3 separate regions of the Homo sapiens genome follow, and regions 1 and 3 are each linked to region 2. A link is a loop called in an ENCODE intact Hi-C map of the cell type or tissue named here. Cell type or tissue: Caco-2. All regions are shown on one strand. Each heading gives the region's core, and the rest is flanking DNA. Links, peaks and the distances in the headings are about the cores only. Region 1 has its middle 65 kb from the start of LINC03140. Region 2 has its middle 4.7 kb from the start of LINC03140. Region 3 has its middle 83 kb from the start of LINC03140.

Region 1 (8,247 bases), core at 2,193-6,192, 60 kb before region 2:
ATGCTTTCATATTACATTTACATCTCTTATATCCACTATGGACAAAATAGTATTTCAACAGTGCAAAAATAATGTGGCAGGAAGGCAACCCTGGAGGGTTATAAATATCAAATAAGTCATAACTATAATGATAATATTGGAATTTATCTTCAGAAGATAAAGGTTGAACTTATCAAAAGGCCACAAGTGAACAATAAAGTCTTCCTTATAGAGTACAGATAAATTTGAGATTTTCGATAATCTTGTTAAATTCTCTGTAGTTCCTTATTCTTAATACCATGCCTGAGTTTCAAAACTGCTCACTGCTTTCATAATTGCTGCTTTTTGTTGCTTCTTCCAAATCTGATCTCCAGTAAAACACTAGGATGGCATCTCTTTCTTTTCTCTGCTCCCACTTCTACCTTCCTGAATTCCCTTCTCAACTCCCTTCTCCTCATCACCTCCCAAGCCTCTATACCTAACAGTAGGGCCAAGGACATAAACAAGGAAAAGAAAATGCAAATAAGAGTTAGATATTTAATAACAGAAGAGGAAGAAGCATAGTACACACTTCACCCCTTTTTTCTACCTAAACAAATCTCAAGACTGCCGTTTGCTAGGACTGCCATAACAAAGTACCGTAGACTGGGTGGCTTCATCAACAGAGAAATATTTTCTCCACATTCTGGAGGCTAGAAGTTAGAGACCAAGGTGTCAGCAGGGTTGGTTTCTTCTGAAGCTTCTCTGCTTTGCTTGGAGATGGCTGCTTTCTCCCTGAGTCTTCACCTGCTCTTCTCTCTGTAGCTGCATCCGTCCAAATCTCCTGTTCTCATGAGCACATCGGTCACAATGGGTTAGAACCTATTCTAATAAGCCCATTGTAACTTAATTATCTCCTTAAACATCCTGTTTACAAATATAGTCACTTTCTGAAGTACTGGGGGTGAGTTGGGACTTTAACATGTGAATTTTGGGGAGACACAATTCAGCCCATAACAGCCGCTTTCACATACCTTTACCAAATAGCATTTCTTTGCCATCCATCCTACCCTGATGTTGATTTTCCCTAGCCTTGGTGATCTCTGCCATTATTTTAGTGGCTGATTAAATTTAATTGGCACTTATGCGTACTGTCTTGAGTAGTTTTTAGATGAAAGTTATTCCTCTCCCCAACAAGATCCACGAGCACAGGGCTAGTTTTTAATCCTTCTTGACGTCTAGAACACGATTGAAACATTAGCAGATAGGCTTACAGTGAAACAAAAAAGCAAAACAAGCAAGTCTCTAATGAACTGGAAGAGAAAGTGTCATTCTTTTAGTTGTTGTGTGTGTACATTTTCTCCCTCTGGGAATGGAAGCTCTGTAGAGGCAAGATTGTGCCCTTCTGAAGGAAAAGTAAAGGAATTCATTTAATTTGGCCAGTGAAAGTGAAACCTGGACAATTTTCAAAATCCTTTGCCTTTCCAATATGATTTTTAAGTATAGTGATGAGAAAATTTTGTAAACGTGTCAATTCCAATATTTTCATATATTTGGCCAAGAAGATTTTCTTTATAGGAACTTAGTTAACTTTGGATGATAACCACTAAAAGTAGTAGCAGTAGTAGTCACAGTGATCCTTCTTTGTAGAATAAGATTAGAATGCTGTAGCACAGGTACTGAAAGCAAATCTTGCAAATGATTCAAGCAGGGTTACCATCTACATTTGTGTTGCGTGGTTTGATTTTTCCATTCATAGGGCTACCTCGTCTCTCACATGCCCTTGCTGTCTTTACAAACATGGTGGGGTTTTGTGCCATGACCATGGCTTTGAAAAAGCCATTTGGCTCTTCACATATCCAAACTACATCAGGTCTTTCAGAACTCATTTTACTCATGCCTGAGGATGTGTCCAAAGAGAAGCCTATTCAGTTATAGTCTTTCATTGGCTCGAAAATTCAGTTTCAAACAAGAGGTGAAATTTGTTCCTCTCCTGGCTCTTTAGGGATGTAAGCAAAAATCTACCTTAGTGAAGAAAAATTCTAATTCCTTAGCATAAGAAATAAAAGCCAGGAAATTCCAGAATGGTCAAAATAATGGCTTATGTTATCTTCTGAGACAGCTTCAAAGAGAAATTAACCCTAATTATGACATCCTTGTTGATAAAGAAGGGAATGACAGGTCATGGGAATTGTCATTAAATGCTTTTTGGAGTGTTCATTCTTCAACATTCAGAGATAATAAGAATGATGATGGTGGCAATACTCAAAAGGAATCAGACATTTGCATAGTGTTCAACATGTGAGATGATACCAATTTTGAGAGACACTAGGATGTCATTAAGCAGGTGAGAGGCTATGCCCAGGAATGCTGTCTAATAGCCTCTCATTGTCATTATAATGGATCTATTTGACCATGTGACAAGCGCCTTACTTACATTGCCTAATTGAGTCCTCACAACAATCTGCTTAATGAGGTAGGCATTATTCTCCCTGTTTTACAGATGAGGAAACTGGGGGGTCAAAGAGTTTCTGTGACTTTCCCAAAGTCATGCAGCATATGCAGAAGAGTGACAAGTGCCAACGTGTACAGAGTCTAGGCTGTCAGACCCAATTCACCCAAGATGCATCCATTTAAACCCATGAAATTTGGGTAGGATAAATGTTTGCCAAATTCACAGGCTGGGTTTCTTGAATCCTCTATAATGTTTTTCCTGGCCCAGCTCCTTCCAGAGCGGTCCCTGTTCTCAGTCCCCATCTTCGAAGAGGAAATCGACCTGCCAGAATGACCAAGGGCTTCACCCAAGGGTTTCCACACTGTATTAAATAAGAGAGTCTCCAAACTGCCTGAGAGACAATTACTTACATAGAAAATATATTATATTTTGGTATGAGACAATCTCTCACCTCAAAATATACAGGAATAACCACTGCTTACGGTTGAAAACATTAGGAGGGGGTAGCTTTGGCTTTCAAAAGACTGCAAAACACTTTCCTAGTATCTTCGTCTGGGAAAATAATGGTCTTACTTCATTTCTTTAGGCTTCTCCCTGAGTCTGAATCTTATTTGAGAGGTCCTGGTGACTCCTTGTTTCCACAGCCTGCACAGGCAACATCTGTTCTGGCCTAAGGATGAGAACCTCACCTCCCCACCCAACACAGCTCAGCCTCAGGGGTGAGGGGAAGGAAGCACACATGCAGTTGCTCTCATCCTGAAAAACTCCTAGTGAGGAAGAAGCTTTCACACTCATGGTTCACAGAGAGATTTCAGCCAGAACTAGCAGTCTCACTAGTTGTCAGAGCCTCTTGTTGATTCCCACCTTCAGCAAAAATCCTTCAGGGCAGCAAGCGCAGCAGGAAACCTGTCATTAACAACCACCATGGTGTCACATCAGCGATTCTCAGGAGCCCTCACTCCACTATTTAACTCAGCTATTTACCTCATCAGGGAGAGCTTTGTTTGATTGTCAGAAAATAGAACATGTACATTTGTCTGTCATAAACACACACAAGCTCTCCAGAGCATAAATAAACAAAACGATCATGTACGTTGGTAAATGTGTTTGCATTATTTAACCAAACCAGATGAAGCATGTGAATAACCCTGCATATAAAGTACCATCAAGTAACTTGCTTGTAATCTGTCTTGTACAATACAGCCATTGCCACTCATTCCACTCACCCGATTCAGACCCTGGAAATGTACTATTTTTAGTTGGGCTTTGTACACCACTATTTACAAAGAGCACTGTTAAATCCTTTGAATAGCAGCCAAGAAGTTGGGTGAGAACCTAGAAGCCTGCCACACAGATCAGCATCCTAATCAACTCTGGGACAGCCAGTGCTAAAGATCTGCCTTTCTTTCCTTTTCTTCTTCCCCTTTGTCTCCCCGGGAATATCAATGTAAAAGAGGAAAGGAGACAAAGAGTTGGGCCTTATCTGTTCTTGTCGTTCAAATGGGTTGCTTTACTCACTCTCCTAGATAACAGCCCATTTGTCAACATCTTTGGCGGTTTAAGCCGTTCTTTGTCAAAACCACTTTTGGAAAAGATTTGACCATTTATTTACATGGGAGCCAACGTGACGGCAGCAGGTGCGTCATGGAAAACTCGGACGTGGGTGCTGCAAAGCCGCTGGGATTCGGTCACGTGACAGCCCGCCTGCTGCCCGGCCAGCGGGCCAAATGGCCACACGGGAAGGAGGGACAGAGGAGAAAATAGTAGGCAAAGTGTTGGCGTGAGGCAGGTGGTGGATGAGGCAGTCGCAAAGAGAAAGGATTGCAACATCAGGGAGGAGATGAAAGGCCTCATATCATTTTGCAGCCAACAAGAAACCTGAAGGAACTAAGTTTGGCTCTATTTCTACAGCTTGTGAAAAGCTGAGAATGGAAGCAATGACTGGGCTAATTCTGGACAAAATTTTTTAAAATGATTTTTGTCAGAGGAGCCCAGATCTTTGCCTCAATTCTTTGCTTTTGTCTAAATTGCTCATTTTTCCAAATTTCTGTAAGTAATTTTTTAGGTGATGTGAATTGATTTGCCTTTGGTATACCGGACAAGATTTTATTTTATTTTATTATTTTATTTTTGAGACGGAGTTTCGCTCTTGTTGCCCAGACTGGAGTGCAGTGGTGTGATCTCAACTCACTACAACCTCTGCCTCCCGGGTTCAAGCGATTCTCCTGCCTCAGCCTCCTGAGTAGCCGGGATTACAGGTGCCCGCCACCACACCGAGCTAATTTTTGTATTTTTAGTAGAGATGGGGTTTCACCACGTTGGCCAGGCTGGTCTCAAACTCCTGACCTCAGGTGATCCATCTGCCTCAGCCTCCCAAAGTGCTGGGATTACAGGTGTTAGCCACCGTGCCCAGCCTGGACAAGATTATTTGAGACATCTCTGGTGGCCTAAATCGTGAAGGGTTTGCCCCCTGTTTCCTTTTGTCCACTTTCCTCATAGTGCCATTTTGTTTTGTGCCTTCACTCAGCCTGAACTGGCTGGTGAAAGTGGCACAGCCAACTGTTGCCAGACAGTGATGTCCTGTCAAATTCCTGTACCTGCATGGGTACGTTCTCATGTTCTCTGAAATATTATTCCTTTCCCTTAACAGAGCTCACCAGACAAGAAACAGAAAAGTGTTTTGAGTACTTTGAATCAAAAGTGGTCTCTGAATTTAAGGCATTTTTATTATTTTATGTGTTATTTGTAGTTCAAAAGGGTCTTCCTATTCATCATAGTATTAGAGGCATTTGATGGAAAAGTAGTGTGCCAAGGTGATTAGTGACAACAACAACAAAAGCAACTTATTTTTGAGCCTGTGAAAGGCCCTCTTCTAGACACTTTATACAACAGCTGTATCCTTATTGATAGCCCTGCAAGGTAAGTATCATTTTTCCCATTGTGGAGAAGTACTGAATCTCGGGAGGGTACTGGGCCAAGGTCACCAGCCAATCAGTGACAGATAGGAAATTCAAACCTAGGTTTGTTGGGTTCTTTCTACTATACCAGGCAACACCATTTGTAAATGTGAACTCATTCTGAGCATCAAAGGACAATTGGCTTTACTTTGAAGAAACTCAATTCCATATTGGTTTCAGTTATTTTAACAAATTCAACATGCTTAATTATCTCAGAATTTTTACAGAATAGTAATTGTTAATTCCCTGGTAGAATTAGGCTTGCCTGCAACTATTTTTAATTCCTTAACATCTTCTAGGTATTCCACTTGACCCGATGCTTTTCCTTGATGTGGTCTGGAGAATGTGATCTATAGAAACAATGTATAAGAATATCCTGGCCGGTGGCTCACACCTGTAATCCCAGAACTTTGGGAGGCCGAGGCGGGTAGATCACGAGGTCAAGATATCGAGACCATCCTGGCCAACATTGTGAAACCCTGTCTCTATCAAAAATACAAAAATTAGCTGGCCATGGTGGCGCATGCCTGTAGTCCCAGCTTCTCGGGAGGCTGAGGCAGGAGAATCGCTTGAACCCAGGAGGCAGAGGTTGCAGTGAGCCGAGATCGCACCAGCCTGGGGGACAGGGCAAGACTCTGTCTCAAAAAAAAAAAAAATATCCTGACTTTCTTTATAGGCACATAAATAAATAAGGAAAGAATCTTTTCCCCAACCCTGAGGAGATAGGCAGTACCACTATATAGCAGGCTTGCATGCATGCAAACTTTGAAAGCAATCATTGAACAAAGCTTGGGCAAGGTTATGGTGAATAAGAAAGAGAACAAAGTTCATGAAGAGGTGCGAAGAAAACAGGAAGTAAGTGTTGGTAAATTTTGCATGTACAATAGTATTTCTGTCATAGTGAATGTCTTCTCAATAGATTATTCTCACTTTCCTCCTATATATCCATTTATTTTGTTGGACACCAACACCCAATAAAGATAATGGGAACAAATAAGAACTATAGCTCTTAATATAGATTCTAGAAAGTGAAAACTGCTTTTTATAGCTCTAAAACCAAAGCTTTTGGCTTCAATATAGATTGAAGATATCTCTCTACCATTTACTACCTGGGTTTTTTTATTCGCTTGTATAACCATGTTCTATTTCTGTTTTGTTTGAAAAGAAAATGAAATAGAATTACCTCCTACACTCACACTGCTATTGACATTAAATTTCATCTTCTTTTATTATGATCAGCAAAGTTACTCATAACACTGGAATTTGTTTTTTGGTTTTAAAGTTATAGCTGCTGCTGTTGTTGGAACAATTAGTATTGCTTTGGCACTGTGTTCCACCTAAACTCATGGCATTTGTGTACTATTTACCTTTCAGAAAAGCTATTTTCCAAGAAGAAAAAGAAAATGGAAGTACAAATTTCCAACAGCACACATTTTCTCTGCTCTCTCCTTGGCTCTGAAAGAGGATGCGTGAAACAGAATTTCAGGCTGTAATTAATGCAGCTCTTCATAAGATAAGAGGTTCTTTTATCTACAGAAAAATTGCTGCACTAATTCCCAACAAGAAGTGCAATGCTCCGGTTAATGCTCTTTCTACAAGAAGAATTCACCTTTTCTACCCTCTACATATTTACAGACAAATTTGAATATTTTGTTATGGGAAACTGAAGATGGGTAAACATACAATGATAATAGTACTTTATAGGGCTAAATCTAAAAGCCTTAAAGATTAATATTATGTTTGGATAAATGCTGAATAAGTTTACATAAAGAATTTTCAAATAACATTGACGCTACAGGCATGTACTTGTAAGCACAGACCTTAATTGGGCACAACTTAGATCCAGCACTCTTTGAGGGGGAGAATAAACAAATTGGGAAATGCATCCTCATTTGATACAGTGAGGAAAAAGAGCTATGGTTCCTTGCTCTGCTTTAAAGTACTGTCCAAAGAAGGATGAAGCCCCGCTATTTCATTTTGATTTAAATATTTCCTTGTAGAATGCACATTCCAATTTGGAAACAATACTTTCTATATGTATGTTTCATGTATGTGCTTGGAATAATTGGTAATGTGTTGGCACTGTGTTCCACTTAAATGCATGGCATTTGTATACTATTTAATGTTTTGTTGTTGTTGTTGTTTTTGAGATGGAGTCTCAGTCTGTTGCCCAGGCTGGAGTGCAATGGTGTGATCTAGGCTCACTGCAACCTCTGCCTCCCGGGTTCAAGCAATTCTCCTGCCTCAGCCTCCTGAGTAACTGGGATTACAGGCGCCTGCCACCACGCCTGGCTAATTTTTTTTTTTTTTTTTTTTTTTTTTTTTTTTTTTTTTTTTAGTAGAGATGGGGTTTCTCCATGTTGGCCAGACTGGTCTTGAACTCCTGAACTCAGGTGATCCACACACCTTGGCCTCCCAAAGTGCTGGGATTACAGGCGTGAGCCACTGCACCGGCCTTTTAATGTTTTCTTAAAAACCAGTTTTCTAAGAAAAAAAGAAGAATGGGAATACAGCAAATGAGTAGAAGACAGAGATCACAAGAATCGTGCCTGAGGTCCTGGCAAAGAAGACCCCACTGTAAGGCAGAATGGCACCTCTGATTCATTGGCCCCTTTGTATTGTTCTCAATTTCTATATCCATAAATAATAAGATTTTCATTCCCTTCCTTCCACTCTGTGAGGTGGATGTGAAATAGGTAGAGAGGTTTGTCACTGGGTGCAAGGCTAAGATGCTCAGTTAAAGCAGGAAATTACGTTGTTTGGCTGAGAAATACGTGTAATTTCTAAGTGTGATTATTGCAAGTAAAAATGAGTGATGTTTCAACAAGAGGGTTATTGTAATTCAGGGTATAGCAACAATTTTAATGTAAGCGAGAA
Region 2 (8,247 bases), core at 2,457-6,456:
TGTCACTGCACTCCTGAACTCCTGGGTGATGCCAGGCAGGAGAGTAAGTTACAGGCATTCTTAAAGCATTTCTGCTGAATATCCAGGGGACTGGAGAAAAAGTGGATAACTTGTGCAGGGCAATGCTAACAATACTAATAATAGAACAATGGCTAACAAAGGGCCCTGCATCGCCAGACCCCCCTGTGCTGTCTTCATGAACTCAGTTCCTTATAAATACAGCTCATGAAGATTGTTGCTCTATCACAGAGGTTACACCATTATTTGAAAGAATCAATAACATTCACATAGTTCCTTAAAGACATTCTGCTCTCTAAATTTCTTCCTTTGGCTGGTATTTTAAGAGCTGCCTCTATACTTTGGATGTGTGGTCTACTGATGTTCAACAGCTATGAAAGGATCACTCATTTACCACACCATGGCCTTCCAAAGCCCTTGTCATCCAGAAATAAAATTTCATTTCTTAGGAGGAAAATGAAAGTTTTGGGTTTTTTTCCCCCTTGTAATGTTGAGAGCTTCTTCTCACCACAGCAAATTGGATCAAAATCTCCCAAAGGGGCACAGAGACAAAGGGAAATGATCTGAAGCTTCCTGGTGAAAGCAGGTCACATTATCCCCTCTTCCTCGTCTTTCCCGTCAACACCTCTGCAGGAGGTGCGCCTTCAGAAGGCAGTGTTGAGGGACTGCACACACAGGCTTCTCCAGCCTGGGAAATGGGAGTCAAATTGATAACTACCATTAACATGCTCGCCATTTGCAAACTACTTCCCCTTGAGTGTTTAAAAGCATTTTTTTGGTCAATTGAGGACAAAGAAAATGCCCTTTTCTGTGCTGGAAGAAAACAAGTTAATGACTTCAATTGCTTCCCTTGCTGTGGCTAGCTGATTTCCAAAATCTCCTTTACCCATAATGGTTTGGATGCTAGGGCATTCTCACTGTGATGCTGACATAGCTAGACAGTAGAGAGCTAGTGTCACGCTGTGGGTAGCTAGGGGGCATGGACTTTGCAGAGGGATCTGTAAAACTGAGAATCCAGTTCCCAGAGACAGAATAATATTAAATGTCAAATGTGGCACATTGATGAAACTATTTTTGTTTGAAATTACACCCAATACATAGTACTAATGCCTATCCAAATATTAAAATTACCCCCCAAATGGAACACATTTGCTGTTCTTTAAGATGCATTTTTAAACTGCCACTCTGTAATAATTCTGGCCTTTTATAGAGTCCAGAAGTCCAAGGCCACACATCCTCCTCATCAGCATTCACTTGAGAGGGCCTGTAACCTTTCAGATGAGGAAGCACTACTTTTTATTTTTCTCATGCTTTTAGATAAGTCTGCTAAAAGGTCTGGTCACATCTGAGATTAGGGCATATTGACCCCAAAGAATGGGGAAAGGGGACTTCTATGCTACTAAGGACTGAGTTGTGTTCCCCCATGCCTCCACCTTCCAAATTCGTATGTTGAACCTTAACCCTTAAGGCAAGCTTGTCCAACCCACGGCCCGTAGGCTGCATGCGGCCCAGGATGGCTTTGAATGGGGCCCAACACAAATTTGTAAAACACTATGAGGTCGGCATGGTGTCTCATGCTTGTAATCCTAACACTGTGGGAGGCTGAGGTGGGTGGATCACTTGAGGTCAGGGGTTCAAGACCAGCCAGGCCAACATGGTGAAACCCTGTCTCTACTAAAAACACAAAAATTAGCCGGGTGTTGCTGCACATGCCTATAATCCCAGCTACTTGGGTGGCTGAGGCAGGAGAATTGCTTGAACCTGGAAGGCCGAGATTGCAGTGAGCCAAGATGGCGACACTGCACTACAGCCTGGGCTACAGAGCAAGACCCTGTCTCAAAAAAAAAAAAAAGCAAACAAAAAAAAGTATGATATTTTCTTTGGTGATTTTTTAAGTTTTAGCTCATCAGCTATTGTTAGTGTTAGTATATCTTTTGAGTGGGCCAAGACAATTCTTCCAATGTGGCACAGGGAAGCCAAAAGATTGGGCACCCTTGCCTTAAGGTGATTTGAAAATAAGATCTGTAAGGAGGTAACAAAGGCTATGTGACGTGACAAGGGTGGGGCTCTGATATGACAGGATTAGCATCCTTATGAAAAGAGACGCCAGAAATCTTGCTCTCTCCTTGCACAAAAAGGACATGTGAGCACAAAGCAAGAAGGTTGCCACCTACAAGCCAAAAGAAGAGGCCTGAGAATGAAACCTATCTTTCTAGCACCTTGATGTTGAACTTCCTAGCCTCCAGCACTGTGAGAAATACATTTCTGCTGTTTAAGCCATGCAGTCTGTGGTATTTTGTTATGGCAGCCCATGCTGACTAACACAGGGACATATCTTCAGGCACGTTCACATTTCAATTTAAAATCCCACTGTGGCAGTAGCTGAGACTTCTTTTTGAATTAGGTTGAAGGAGTTCAGGACATGGCACCCCAAAATATGCCACTTTGGTATGTTGATTATTTTGAGCTTAAGGCACTTGAAAAACAGCAAATGCAAGAAGCTTTCTCTAAGCTCTTATTACCTGCCTAAAGACAGATCCTCCAAGAGGAACTCAATTGTCATAAATTCCTTCCCCAGGAGTTTCATCAACCAGGAAAGATTGATTCTTAATCACAAGAGAGGAGACCAGAGGTTGACACCACACCCAGACACACTTTGTCACAAACTGTTATATCTCTCATCTCTTCTTCTAAGGGTCCATTAATCTTTCCTAAAATTCATTGACTCTTCCCTAAGTGGTCTACAACCTCTCTCCACTTCTCCTCTTATGACAGTGTATATAAGCTCTCAAACATCCCCACTTGTGTATTCACATTTTTCCTGTGATGTCTCTGTGCATGTAATATTACAAAATACGTTAAAAATAATTTATTACTTAAAACTTTAGATCATATTTTAAAATATTAAAAATTACAGTGAAAATTTTGTTTTTTGTGTCGTTAATATCCCTGTTATCAGTTTATTTATTTATTTTTATTTTTTTTTTGAGACAGAGTCTCGCTCTGTCACCCAGGCTGGAGTGCAGTGGCGCGATCTCGGCTCACTGCAAGCTCCGCCTCCCGGGGTTCACAACATTCTCCTGCCTCAGCCTCCTGAGTAGCTGGGACTACAGGGGCCCCCCACCACGCCCGGCTGATTTTTTGTATTTTTAGTAGAGATGGGATTTCACCGTGTTAGACAGGGTGGTCTCCATCTCCTGACCTCGTGATCCGCCCGCCTCCGCCTTCCAAAGTGCTGGGATTACAGGCGTGAGCCACCGCGCCCGGCCTATCAGTTTATTTTGTAGACCCAATTACCGAACCTAGGAAGGTAACAAGGTTTGTTTTACCTAGGTGGGTTACCAGGTTCTGGCTTCAGGATCAGCTCATAGCCTGAGACCCAGGGGCCCTGAGGTATGAGTCTCTTTCTCCTTGAAATTCCTCTACAAGCTTAAAATACATCAGTGCTTTCTGACAGATTTCGTTTTACAGCCTGATTGTGTCTAGGGAGAGAGAAAATGGAAAGGGTTGGGCACTGGAGATGAAGAGGAAAGGTCAAGATTCCCTAGAGGTCATTCTCACAGGTTCTATGGGGACTTTGTGTGCACCTTGCTTCTCTTTTAGGGGTATCTCTGTTTCTTACATTCCTCAGGCTTTACCACTATTCATAATAATCATACTATCCAGGCATTCGGCCATTTTGCTGGCCTGGACATAACTGACTTGCAACTCAACTGCCCAGGATGATATAAATTTGTGATATTCTTTATTCAGCCCTTTTCGTAGAGTAGAGGGAAAAGGATTCTCTCTAGAAAGTGAGCAGACTAGGCCGCGTTCTGTAGCTCAAGCCTGTAATCTCAGCACTTTGGGAGGCCGAGGCGGACAGATCACCTGAGGCTGGGAGTTCGAGACCAACCTGACCAACATGGAGAAACTCTGACTCTACTAGAAATACAAAATTAGTCAGGGGTGGTGGCGCATGCCTGTAATCCCAGCTACTCAGGAGGCTGAGGCAGGAGAATCGCTTGAACCCAGGAGGCAGAGGTTGTGGTGAGCCGAGATCGCACCATTGCACTCCAGCCTGGGCAACAAGAGTGACACTCAGTCTCAAAAAAAAATGAAAGATAGAAAGTGAGCTGACTATTACCATCAATGTCCCTGGCAGGCTCTGGCATTCCTTGTCCATTAAAGATAAGTACAAATTGGACTTCCAACAATTAACAAAAATATTTTAGCAGCTTATTCTGATCTTGAATAACGAAAGTTCATTGCACACCCTTGAATTTTTTCTTCCCAATTCCTGGAATTTATATAAAATTTGTAGAGAAACCCAATACCTTGATGCATTCTACTAGAGAGTGTTAGAGCTCGAGACTTTCAGGAATTAAACCAAGTCAGCACACTCTATTCTGCTATCCTCAGACTCCTCACCCAGGGTGGTGGTGGGGAGCCAGGCATGGGGCTCTTAATACAACAGGAGGACACCGATGGGGAAATGCCTACTGCCCCCTGCTGGTGGAAAAGGGTCCATAGTTCCAACAACTTGCATAGCCCTAAAAGGCCTCATTTAAACATTGTATTGAAACCATGGTATCAGCTTCAAAATGACTTTAAATAACCTTAAATATTTAGCTTTTTAAAAATAAAACTGAGCAGTAAAAATCTACTGCTTGGTTTTTCCTTAATTATACCGCTCCTCCTCCATCTTTTCAGTTTCCTTTACAATCTGGTAGATCATACGACATTAAATTCTAGGGCGTTCAGCACCAAACAATGGTTGACCTGTCTTAGGTACCAAAGTCCCTTTAATTTGTGATGATAGATAAAACTTTTCTTAAAGTGTTCCTTTGAGAATGTATCTTGAAAGTATTAATAATTACCTGGAAGGTAACTGTGGCTGTAGCAAGTGCTGGGACTTGGAGTTGTATGTTATCGTTCCAGTATCAGTTCTGACACTTACTTAGCTGTAAGATTTAGGAAAGTCACCTAATCTCATAGACCTCATTTGTGAAATATGATAATAATACATAACACACAGGGTTGTTATGGGGATTACATGAGATTATTACAATGAAAGTGTTACTCTAAGAGCTATAAAATTGGAAGGTATTACAACTAAAGGAGCAGGTAACTGTGGGGTTGCCCACTTAACCATTATCAGACAGGTATTTGGAGTCAAACGCCCTAGAGCACAGTAAGGATTAAACATTAAACTGCAGATATTCGTCATTGAGATTAGCGTTATTACCATGGTTTAATATTTAATTCTCACTGTTCTCTAGGGGACCAGATGGACTCTGTGGAGAATGTAGACTTAGACATTCCTGACTACTTGCATCCCAAACTAAAGTCCATACAAGATAAAAACACCTCATAGACAGAAGAGTCACTCCATGAGGCATTCTAAGAATGCACTTTCTGCATGGTGACTAGTTTTTAAGTGGCCAAGTGGATAGGCTCTCAGCAATCTTGCTCCTCTGGGAAGAATAAAAACATTACACTGAAGGTCTTGTTTGTGAGTTGTGCTTTTGGACCTAAGTTTTTCTGCTATAAGGGGTATATTATTAACAAAACAAACCCAACCAAAAAGTTGGAATTCCTGGAAATTCACCAAAATTGCCTGGCTGCTGCAGCCCAACAATTCTTTAGCTCTTTTCAATCATCTTTATTTTGGATTTACTTGGAATCCTTGATCTTTAACCCAATTTTGAGCATTACACTGTCCCTATTTAACGCAAAAGGAATATTTTGGAATTTTAAAAGAGCCACAAAATATCAAACCCAAGATCCTAGTTTTGGGTCTTGTTTGTTTGTAAGGGTGGAAGGATTTCACATCTTATTTTGTACTTACTGTGTTCCCAGCAGCTTTTGTTTTGCTCACATCTCACACAGAGCATACTCAATTCAGTGAACTAATTTGGTTGTATGGTAAGCACTGCAGAGAAGCTATGAAAAAAAGTCACAATCGGGAAGGTAGAAAAGGTCTTCCAAGGATGCACTGAATCTGTTACATATACTCTGGGGCCTCCGAGTTTTCTGGGAAAAAACAAAAGCAAAACAGTGGCTGGGAAACCAGCTTAGTACATAGGTATTAAAGCATGGAACAGCTTCTTTTGACTAGTTTAAGAGGAAGCCATAAAGCACAAGTTCTTGGAATTATGCCAGCAAAAAGTGTAACCCTTTTATTTATGGGGGCATTCATCAGAACTGGGCCTTTGTGAGCCTACCCCAGACTGTGGTCACTTGGTTTAGTCAGTTGCTGACTTCTCTGAGAGAACACATCCCCTTTTAGCAGAAATAAGGAGCAAGGAGAACCACTGGGTAGTGACTATCACAGTGATTCCCATTGGAAACCAACCCACGAAAGCCCTGTAAAGAATAGCCCTCCTGTATTCCATGCCAGTGAGTGATACTTACACACAGGACGGGTGAGACAACATGGATCCACAAACACCTGGTTTACTTATATTGGCCATGATGGTGCCCTCAGGACAAACCACAGATAGAGATCTACCCAAGGAATTCCTGAGTTCATAGGCTGACCGTGTCCTTTGATCCCCAACCCAGCCATTTCTATATGACCTCTGTTGTTGTCCCAACTGAACCCCATTCTTCTCTCTTTTGTGGTTGTAAGGATGAAAAACTTGATGACTTCTTTCTCTTCATCATGGCTACTTCTCAGAATGTCTTGCTGACCACGTCATTGTTGCCTGATTCTATTGATCTAATAAAATCTATTTCTATCAACAAAATATAACTATGTGTGACCACATATTTATACCTTTTCACAAATGGAACTTCTTACAAATAGATTTCCCATCCATGTTAACTTATTAAGTAAAATTTTCCTGTTTTTTAATAAAATAAGTTTTCCTAATCTCAAATACTATCCAACAGATGTTAGTCACAAACATACATCATAAGTGGGAAAGTATTATAATAAAGCTCATTAGTGCTGTTTATTTACCTTTCAAATGCTATTGAATTTTTACATGAGTTTCTCTATAAGTTCATTAGTTGTTATTAAGAAATAAATATATGATTGAATTTTCCAAATATATTTGAATTTCATAGTTTAGCATTTCATACGAGAGAAATAATCAGCCAATGTTTTTGCCTGCTGTTTCCATGAAGATTTCATTTATCTTAGAAGTGATTAATATAGAATGACTATAAATAATATAAATTTAAATAGAATATACTTTTTTTTTTGCTATGTTGTTTGTTAGGCTTTACAATGTTGTAAAAAAACTGTAACAATCCTCTCAGACTGGAATTTTTCTTTATCAAACTTTTCCTCCATTTTCAGGAAGGAACAATGATTCAGAAGTCTTGTAGATTAGTCACTTCTTAAGAAGTTAGATCATTCAGTACTGCATCTTAGCCAACTGTCCAAGGTCAGCAAAATGCACAGCATGTTCTGTTTGATGGCCCCAGGCAGAAAGCCACAGCATTCAAACTATTAATATCTCCTGACCTTTCAACTTACAAATAGAAGCATCCTTGTGGTCATTTTTTTTTCCTGTATATCCCTGAAAAACTAAGGATCTAGGGTTTAAGATAAGAAATACTTAATTTAATTTAATTTAATTAGTTTTTAACCACAATCCTGGGCTTTTATATAAAAGCACACTGTTTATTTCTTTTTTCCTTTTGAGATAGGGTCTCACTCTGTCGCTCAGGCTGGTGTACAATGGTGCGATCTGGGCTCACTGCAACCTCTGCAGCCTGGGCTCAAATGATCCTCCTGCCTCAACTTCCCAAGCACCAGGGACTACAGGCATGCGCCACCATGCCTGGCTAATTGTTGTATTTTGTGTAAAGACAGAGTTTCTCCATGTTGCCCAGGCTGGTCTCGAACTCATGGACTCAAATGATCTGCCTGCCTTAGCCTCCCAAAGTGCTGAGATTACAGACATGAGGTACCGTGCCTGACCACTGTTTATTTGTTTCATAAAATTTTCTTAAACACCAATTATGTGCAAGTTACCATGCCAGGCCTCTGGGAAACAAAGATGAATCAGTCAGATGTACCTGCAAGGAGCTTATGGTCTAACTGGGGAGAAGAAATACAGCAAAATACTATAACATAGGGTAAAAAGTAAGAAGTACCACAAGAGAAGCACAGACAAGATGATTTGGGGGTTCCAAAAAAATAGATTATTAAATTTTGTGGGCTGGCAGCAGAGAGGAAGGAATTGGTAATTAATCTGAGAAGATGACATTTGAGCTTGCTCTTGATGGACAGAA
Region 3 (8,247 bases), core at 1,734-5,733, 79 kb before region 2:
AGGGAAGTGTTGCTTTTCTTTCAAAGGTTCTTATTTTCAAGGTTGAATCAAATATTTGATAATTAAAACCTTAGGGGTCTAGGAGCTATAGGAACCAAACTCTCAGACAATTATAAACCTCATCAAATCTCACCAGGAAAACTATATTCTAATCTGGATTTCCCTGCTTCTCCCTATAAAAGGCATTACAGGAATATGACAGAAATTTTGTTCACAGCCTGTGACTACCTTAGAGTAATTGAGGATCTTTAAACCATATGTCCTCCGTAGCTGGTGAAGCCTTGTCTTCTTGTGGGGTCACTGGGAAAGGGTTCCTAAAGAAAGCCTTTGAGAGTGTGAAGAATATCATTAATCACCACTGAGCCTCCAAGAGTAAGAGAAAAGTAGCACTTAAAGGCAAAAGATGCCTCGAGATAGGCATTTTAATTTTTTGCCATGATAACAATCGTTATCACAATTTAATTTATATTTATTTGCATTTGCATTATTTAAATTGAAAGAAAATATGACCTTCTTTCTGAAATAGATTAAATTAGTATCAGTACAGAAATGACTACGTAATATTTTTCTTTTCTTATTTTATTTTTGGAGTAGAGAAGCAACCCATCTATCCATTCTTTCATCTGGTTTTTCATACACCTATCCATCTATCCATATATCTATCTGTCTGTCTGTCTCCCCAAATCATTTTAAGTCCCCCTTATGAGCTTTATGTATTCTGTAAGACCCTAAACCTGTAAAAACGAGCAGGACCAGATCAACATAGTCACCATTCATTATATATGAATTTGATCTAAAACATCATTCAAATTAAGTCAGGGATAAGGAGATCATTTAAAGATAAAACCTAAAGATATGCCTTAGGAGGCATCTCTGTACTTCTTCAGTGTACTAATGCTCGCTGGCATTATTGCTATCACTGATAAATGTCAAAGGGGAGAGTGATATTTTTGGAGTTGATTTTTTTACCCTATTACAAAAATAGATTATAAACACACATATGTCACAGAAAGAACTTAAGCTAATATTTCTATATAGGGACAAGCATTAGCATATTTTTAAAGTTCACAGTTACATTTCTGTTGTCAGTTATAATCGTCTCTTGGTTTGAACTCATTATTTTAAGATAGCTATCAAAAATCTATTGGTATAATGTAATCTGCTTAAATTTCACAAGTGTGTGAAAATTTTACAGTCAAAGAGTTCCTAAAGGAAGCTGTGTAATTCAATATTTTCATATAACCATCTTCATAAAGGCACAGAGCTGACTTAAACCAACAAAGGATAGTCCCTAATAACAACAACATAAAGCTATAATTGAACTCAAATTCATGAATATTTTATTTTTAGATAGTTATTTTCCACTCGGACATTAGTCTAAATCAGTATTTAGTTACAATTTACACTAAGCATATGCTTTGGAGGAAGACCATAGATAAAAAGCAAAGTATAAATGAGTCAAAGTTACCCATATCATCATGACACTCTACCACAGGTCCCTTTGCTCCTCTTAGAAGGCAGCTTAGTACCTCCAAGGTTGGAGAAGGCACTAGGTTTATCTGGATTTCTGCTCAGAGAAGTGAATGATACAATGTTTTACATGAGAATCTTGGAGAAAGCTAAGATTTCTCCAACCTTAGAGGGGATTCCCTTTCTAGAAGCCCCTTGCTTGCTGTGTTGGCAGTTGGAATGCCATATTATACAATATACTCGCTTTATTTAGTCAAGGAGACTGTTGAGGCAGTGTCAAACAGCAGGTACAAGAGCTGCAGGAGCTCTTATTATTCATCACAGTTTGGCAGCCTGATGGGTAAAGACAAGTATTGGTGGGATACTCAGGTCACAAACTTCTTTTTCCCACTGCACTTGCAGGGTATGCATTAGTCAGCTCTGCTACTGTAACAAGCAACCCCAAAATCTCAGTTACAACTACAAATACTTATCCTGGATCTGGAATAAAGAAGACAGGTGCATCAAAACTGGCTTTATGTCTTCTTCATTCCAGATCCAGGCTGAAAGAGCAGTCCATTTTGGGGTATGCCATTCCTATGACAGAGAGAAAACAGCAAGAGAGCTGGTGGAATACAATCACTCTTAAAGATTTGGCACAGATGAGGCATAGTCAAGGTCACCCACAAGGCCTAGTCACTCACGTGCCCAAGCCTGACATCAAAGGTGCAGAAATTGTAGACTCTCCCATAGGAGGTACTCCAAGAGAAGGAGAATAGGGTCTGGAGGCAGGGAACCTAAGGCTGATTTACCCTGACTTCCTAGAACTAAATCAAAAGGAAAAGCCTGACTTTCCACACCCAAGTAACAAAAGGATGAGAGGCTACTGCCTTTGCAACCCCCTTCCCCGCTTTTCCACATGGTAGATGAAAAATTGAAAGTACCTCTGATTGGTCCCCCCTCACAACCAATCAGACTGATCTTGGGCCAAGTCTTCGTTTGCATAGGAGTATAACTCTATAACTTCATTTCAGCCTCTGATTGGTCACTTTCCACAACCAATCAGACGTTTGCATAGGTTGCAACTTTGTAACTTAACTTCAGCCTCTGATTGATTGTTTTCCTTAACCAATTGGGCTGATCGTGGGCCACTACTTCATTTACACAGGATGTACACCAAATAACCAATGAAAAACCTCTAGAGGGTATTTAAATCCCAGAAAATTCTGTAACCAGAGCTCTTGAGCTGCTTGCTCGAGCCTGCTCCCACTCTGTGGAGTGTACTTTCATTTCAATAAATCTGTGCTTCTCTTTTGTTGCTTTGTTTGTGCATTTTTGTCCAATTCTTTGTTCAAAATGCCAAGAACCTGGATACCCTTCACCAGTCACACAAGTCTGTGTAATCTGTCAGAATGGGGAGTGAGTTGCTGGAAACAAAAACACAATCTATGTTCCTTGCTGCAGCCCCTACCCAGTTCTCCAGCCTATTCCTTCAAGCCCCTCCTCTTCAATGCCAGCTCAAGGAGGGTAGTTTGGAGAGCTCCATGGTGAAGGACTGTGCCCAAGAAGTGGGGCTGCAGCAGCTGTTGTTGCCATTCATCCCTGCTTTGTTCTCAGCGGCCTCTAAGTGCAGAAGGCGGAATAAATTGGCAAGAACTGAAGATGAGTTGGAAGGCAAACAAGAGAACTGAGAGCTTTCTCATTAACTAAAGGGGTCATTGAGATAATGCTTGAGGCAAGAGGCAGAGTGACCTTTAGGTACTTGGCTGGAGGGCTGTCCTGAGAGAATGGAATGAAGCTCACCCCTTAAAGCCATCATCCCCTTCAATTAATATTTACTGAGCACTACTAAGACACTGACCCTGTACTCAGAACTGTAAGCTTTCCTGGGTTGGAAAAGGCTCTGACTAATTTGCACATTAAAAAGCACACAGACAGAGGAACCCACCTTTTTTTCCCTTTCCCAGTCACCCTGGGAGAGACCGTCTTCTCTTCTTCATTCATGTGTGGAATCCCAATTAAGCGTAGTAAACAAAGGAAACTTCTTACATTGTGATTTTCCTCCCTCTTCCCTTGTTTTATTTGCAGTCTGGATTTATTGCTCAAGAATTACCTCCTTTAAGCATCATCCCCTATTAGCCAGAGAGATAAAAGCCATAAAGGGAAGGGAACTCCTTCAGTTCTCTTTGCCAGTTGTGAGACAGAGCAGCTGCGTTTACAAGGGGAGTTGACATCTGTTGACTGAGCCGAGCCTGTCCTGCCCCAGCACTGTGCTCATGCTTGGAATGCAAACTGCAGCTATCAGAGACAGCGCCGGGGTTTAATAACTGCTTGAGCCCAGAGCAAATCTACTTGGGCACTAGAAAAGAAATTGTATAGTTTTAAAGCAGATGTATGCTCTTAACGTGGTTGGCTTGTAAAGCAATAAAACTTGGGGTTTTTCCCCCCTTAGCCTATCACAACTCTTAGAATAAACAGTGTACTTAAGACAGGGCGATTCTATCACAATTCCATGTAATATTTAGTCCATATAACAAGATAAAATTTGAATTAGCATCACATATAGAAGGCATTTCATTTTCTCACATACAGTACAATATTAAGCGCAAACAACATATGTCTCCATGGTTATAAACAACAGCGTCATGTTTGCAAAACAGATCCTATATGTAGAACGTCTGTAAATGGGAGAAAATATGGGGCTTTTGTTGGTTAAAATGATGTTAAATATTTCAAGTCGCATGATCTTTATAAGAAACATTTTCAGGGGCCAGGCGCGGTGGCTCACGCCTGTAATCCCAGCACTTTGGGAGGCCGAGGCGGGTGGATCACGAGATCAGGAGATTGAGACCAGCCTGACCAACCCTGATGGGGTTTAGTAGTGAAACCCCATCTCTACTAAAAATACAAAAAACTAGCTGGGTATGGTGGTGCATGCCTGTAATTCCAGCTACTCGGGAAGCTGAGGCAGGAGAATCACTTGAACCCGGGAGGCAAGGGTTGCGGTAAGCCGAGGTCGCTCCACTGCATTCCAGCCTGGGCAACAAGAGCTCTTTCTCTGTGACCTTGAAAAAATCAACTGGTCTGAGCCTCCATTTCTTCACCTGCCAGAATAAGGATGTTGGGCTAGATCAAGGTTTCTTTAGGTGTATTGTGAGGAACATTATTTCTGAGGAAATTAATGGGAGTAATTTTTTAAAAATTATTTTTGGCTGGGCACGGTGGCTCATGCCTCTAATCCAAGCACTTTGGGAGGCCAAAGTGGGTGGATCTCCTGAGGTCAGGAGCTCGAGACCAACCTGGCCAACATGGCAAAACCCCACCCCGTCTCAACTAAAAATACAAAAATTAGCCAGGCGTGGTAGTGGGTGCCTGTAGTCCCAGCTACTCGGGAGACTGAGGCAGGAGAATCTCATGAACCCGGGAGGCGGAGGTTGCAGTGAGCTGAGATCGCGCCACTGCACTCCAGACTCCAAACGGAGTCTTGCTCTGTTATATTTGGAGGGTACAATGCAGATTTCTTACATGCGCACATAGCATACTGTCGGAGTCTGAGCTTTTAGTGTAACTGTCACCCAAATAGTGAATGTAGTACCCAATAGGTACATTTTCAACCCTCACCCCCCTCCTGCCCTCCCACCTTTTGGAGTTTCCAGTGTCGATTATTCCACTCTGTAGGTATGTATGTATGGACATGTGTATTCAAGGAGTAATATTTTTAAAAAGGCATTCCATGGTCAAATAAGTTTAGGAATTGTGACATTAAACAAAATTAAACATATTTCTTTATTCAGAAATTTAGTGTGCTAATAATATTCACCACGATGCTCCAAGAGGGAGGCAGAGTATGCATTTCCCTTATTTATTTTACCAAAAGCTTTTTCTTGTAAAACGGTTCTCAGAACTAGTCCACACACTGGACTTTAAAGACCCTTTAACTTATGACATTCTATGATTCTATTGCCTTTTTATTCTGCTTATCTTTCCAATTTTTCTCACCTATTTCAGGAAAAGACCTACTTGGGCTTTTGAATTCATTCAGAAGGTGAAGTTTAGTTTGTTCCTCATTTCTTTCATCCTTTATTCTTTTTTCTCCTACAAATTTTTTATTTTGAAAAACTTTAAGCCCTCAGAAAAGTTGGAAGAATAGTACAATACGTATATATTCTTCACTTAAATTCAACAATTGTTAACATATTGCCTCAGTTGCTTTCTGTCTCACTCTCTCTACCCATGTGCCTAGACACACATATACATTATATATATATTCTATGTATAATTTTATTGCTGAACTATTTGAAAATAAATTTCAGACATCATGACACTTCATCATTAAATACTTAAAAATGTATCTTCTAAGAACAAGGAAAATTTCCTGGGTAACCTCAAAACCACTACTGCATCTGAGAAATTGAACATTGATTAATATCATCTAATGTATACTCTGTGTTTAAATTTCCCCAATTGACTCTAAAATATCTTTATTTTAGAGTCCATTTAGGGTCCATTAGCTACTCAGCCTCCCGAGTAGCTGGGACTACAGGCGCCCACCACCATGCCAGGCTAATTTTTTGTATTTTTAGTAGAGATGGGGTTTCACCGTGTTAGCCAGGATGGTCTGGATCTCCTGATGTCGTGATCCGCCTGCCTCAGCCTCCCAAAGTGCTGGGATTACAGGCGTAAGCCACCGCGCCTGGCCTCATGACATTTATTTATTTTTATTTTTGAAAAGCCCAGGTCATTTATTTTGTAGAAAGCCTAAGATTTTTAATTTTATGACTGTATGGTTTTTTCCTCATAATTATATTTAGTTCACATATTTTTGGCAGAATATTAATATGTGATATTTTTGTGTACTTCACATCGCACCATAACAGGGGCATGTCATGTCACTTTGTCTCATTATTGGTGGTATTTTGGGTAACAGCTAGGTTAAAATGTTATTTCCTGTAATTCTCTATTGTAAACGTGGGGCCAGGCGTGGTGGTAGACGCCTATAATCCTAGCACTATGGGAGGCCAAGGCAGCAGATCGCTTGGGCCCAGGAGTTTGAGACCAGCCTAGGCAACATGGCCAATCCCACCTCTACAGAAAATGCCAAAACTGAGGTGGGAGGATCACCTGAGCCTGGGGAAGTCGAGGCTGCTGTAAGCCGTGATCACACCACTGCACTCCAGCCTGGGCAACAGAGTGAGACCCCCATCTCAAAAATAAAATAAAATAAAATAAAATAAAATAAAATAAAATAAAATAAAATAAAATAAAGGTATCTTTTCCCCTTGGCAATTAACAAGTGATCTGACAGTTGATGTTTTAAGAATTATGAATAACTTGGTTCCCATCAATTTTTCACCTAATGGCTTTCCCATTTACTGATGATCCTTCCCTGAACAAAATATTACACTGGGAATTGCAAGATAGTGGTTCTTCTAATTCTATCATCCCTGCTTCTTTATTAGCTGTTACTCTTCTGTAAAGTAGAGCTTTTCTTTTGCTCTCCCCTCACATTGAGTATCATAACATATCATAGATTTTTTTTATTAAATGTTTTATCATCTGTTTTGTAATTCATTATTTTAAAATGATTATTCAGGGGCTAGTCTGTGCCAGGTATTGAAGTGAGATTAACCTAATGTTAGTCTCAGTTTCCCTTACCTTTCCTTGCAAATACTTAGGAAACCAGTATCAGTGGGAACATGAACAACTCATCCAAATTCTTGAACTGGTAACTACTTAGCTTCAAAGTTTGTTAGGTGGTAGAAGAAATTGAAGATGAAGATGGGAGTTGAGAAAGGCCCCCAAATTGTAATTATTACTCCCTTTTTATAAACCTTGGTCAGGCTACTGTGGTTACAGCAATCATCAGATGGCCATCTTAATCATCACACAGGAAAGAAAAAAAATCAACTACCATCTCTGTGGAACTATGCTGGGTCTGACTCAGAGGGCAGGGAATCTCAACACCAAAAACTCAGCCTCCCAAGATCCATGGAAAGAGAATCTATGTTTCTATGTTAAGCACAAAATGAGTCTTTTAATGATCACCCAAGGCACTAGGAAGACCTGGGGGAATACGTTTTTATCTTTAACATGTAGTAGATTCTTATGTAAATACCAAAGGACCAAAGTCCCTGGACAAGTCAGGGAGCCTGGGAGCACTTCCCTGGTCTGACACAGGACACAGGTCCCACACCAGCAGTATCCTTACCTCTCCAGGAGAATCTGAATGACAGAGCTGGGAGCCTACTTTCAGTGGAAAGATAAGGGACACTAGTTTCTGGAAAGAACAGACCAACCCATCCTGGTCATATTTTCCAGTGGCAAGTGTATTCTGAGTGTTATGTGGCAGGGGTGGGGGAGGATTTTGCAGTGTAACAAGCCTGGGTACCATGGGACCCTGCTGACTGGCAGAGGTTGGCAAACACATCTAAAGGACGTACATTCTTTTGGACTTGATTTTGTTCCTTTTAGGGAAGTCTCTGCTCCCTTGTGGAGCCTTCCAGCCTCAGAAAAAAGGTACAGTCTGTGTTCCCAAAGTGAAGCAGCAGGCATAACAGACAGAAACTGGCATCTTGCCAGGGGGATCAGTAGTCAGGGGGTGGTGGTGGTACCTGGAGCCTTTGTCACCTCAGTGAGTATACAACTTCAGTGGCTCTGTGAAGTCATGGGGGAAGATCCACCCAGCTGTCAGAGAAACTCCAAAGGGATAAGGGCTCAATGGAAAAAGTCCAGGGTTTTGAGATGAAAAAACTCAGGTTCAAATGCCATTCCCTAAAATTTATGAAACATAAGACAACT

What was found. A loop is a pair of places that touch in the nucleus more often than their neighbours do. Peaks named below come from ENCODE experiments on the same cell type or tissue, not always from the same donor. Only the 100,000 strongest peaks of a DNase experiment are listed, where the experiment ranks them.
Region 1: a loop joins it to region 2, with 5 times the contacts of the local background. A loop is called at or near these places in 9 of 110 quality-filtered maps.
Region 3: it touches region 2 in a loop (5-fold over the local background); 14 of 110 quality-filtered maps call a loop at or near these places.

The regions. Positions count from the first base shown.
Region 1 is chr4:128,631,216-128,639,462 of GRCh38, reverse strand. No RefSeq gene overlaps it. Among named protein-coding and RNA genes, the nearest start is that of LINC03140, 65 kb to the right of the region's middle. In Caco-2, for the core only: no CTCF peak of the experiment used is centred there; a DNase peak (open chromatin) is centred at 4,102; H3K4me3 peaks cover 158 bases.
Region 2 is chr4:128,571,079-128,579,325 of GRCh38, reverse strand. No RefSeq gene overlaps it. Among named protein-coding and RNA genes, the nearest start is that of LINC03140, 4.7 kb to the right of the region's middle. In Caco-2, for the core only: a CTCF peak has its summit at 4,519 (motif pointing left); DNase peaks (open chromatin) are centred at 4,485, 5,175 and 5,395.
Region 3 is chr4:128,649,127-128,657,373 of GRCh38, reverse strand. No RefSeq gene overlaps it. Among named protein-coding and RNA genes, the nearest start is that of LINC03140, 83 kb to the right of the region's middle. RefSeq lists an enhancer at 4,313-4,812. In Caco-2, for the core only: no CTCF peak of the experiment used is centred there; a DNase peak (open chromatin) is centred at 3,693.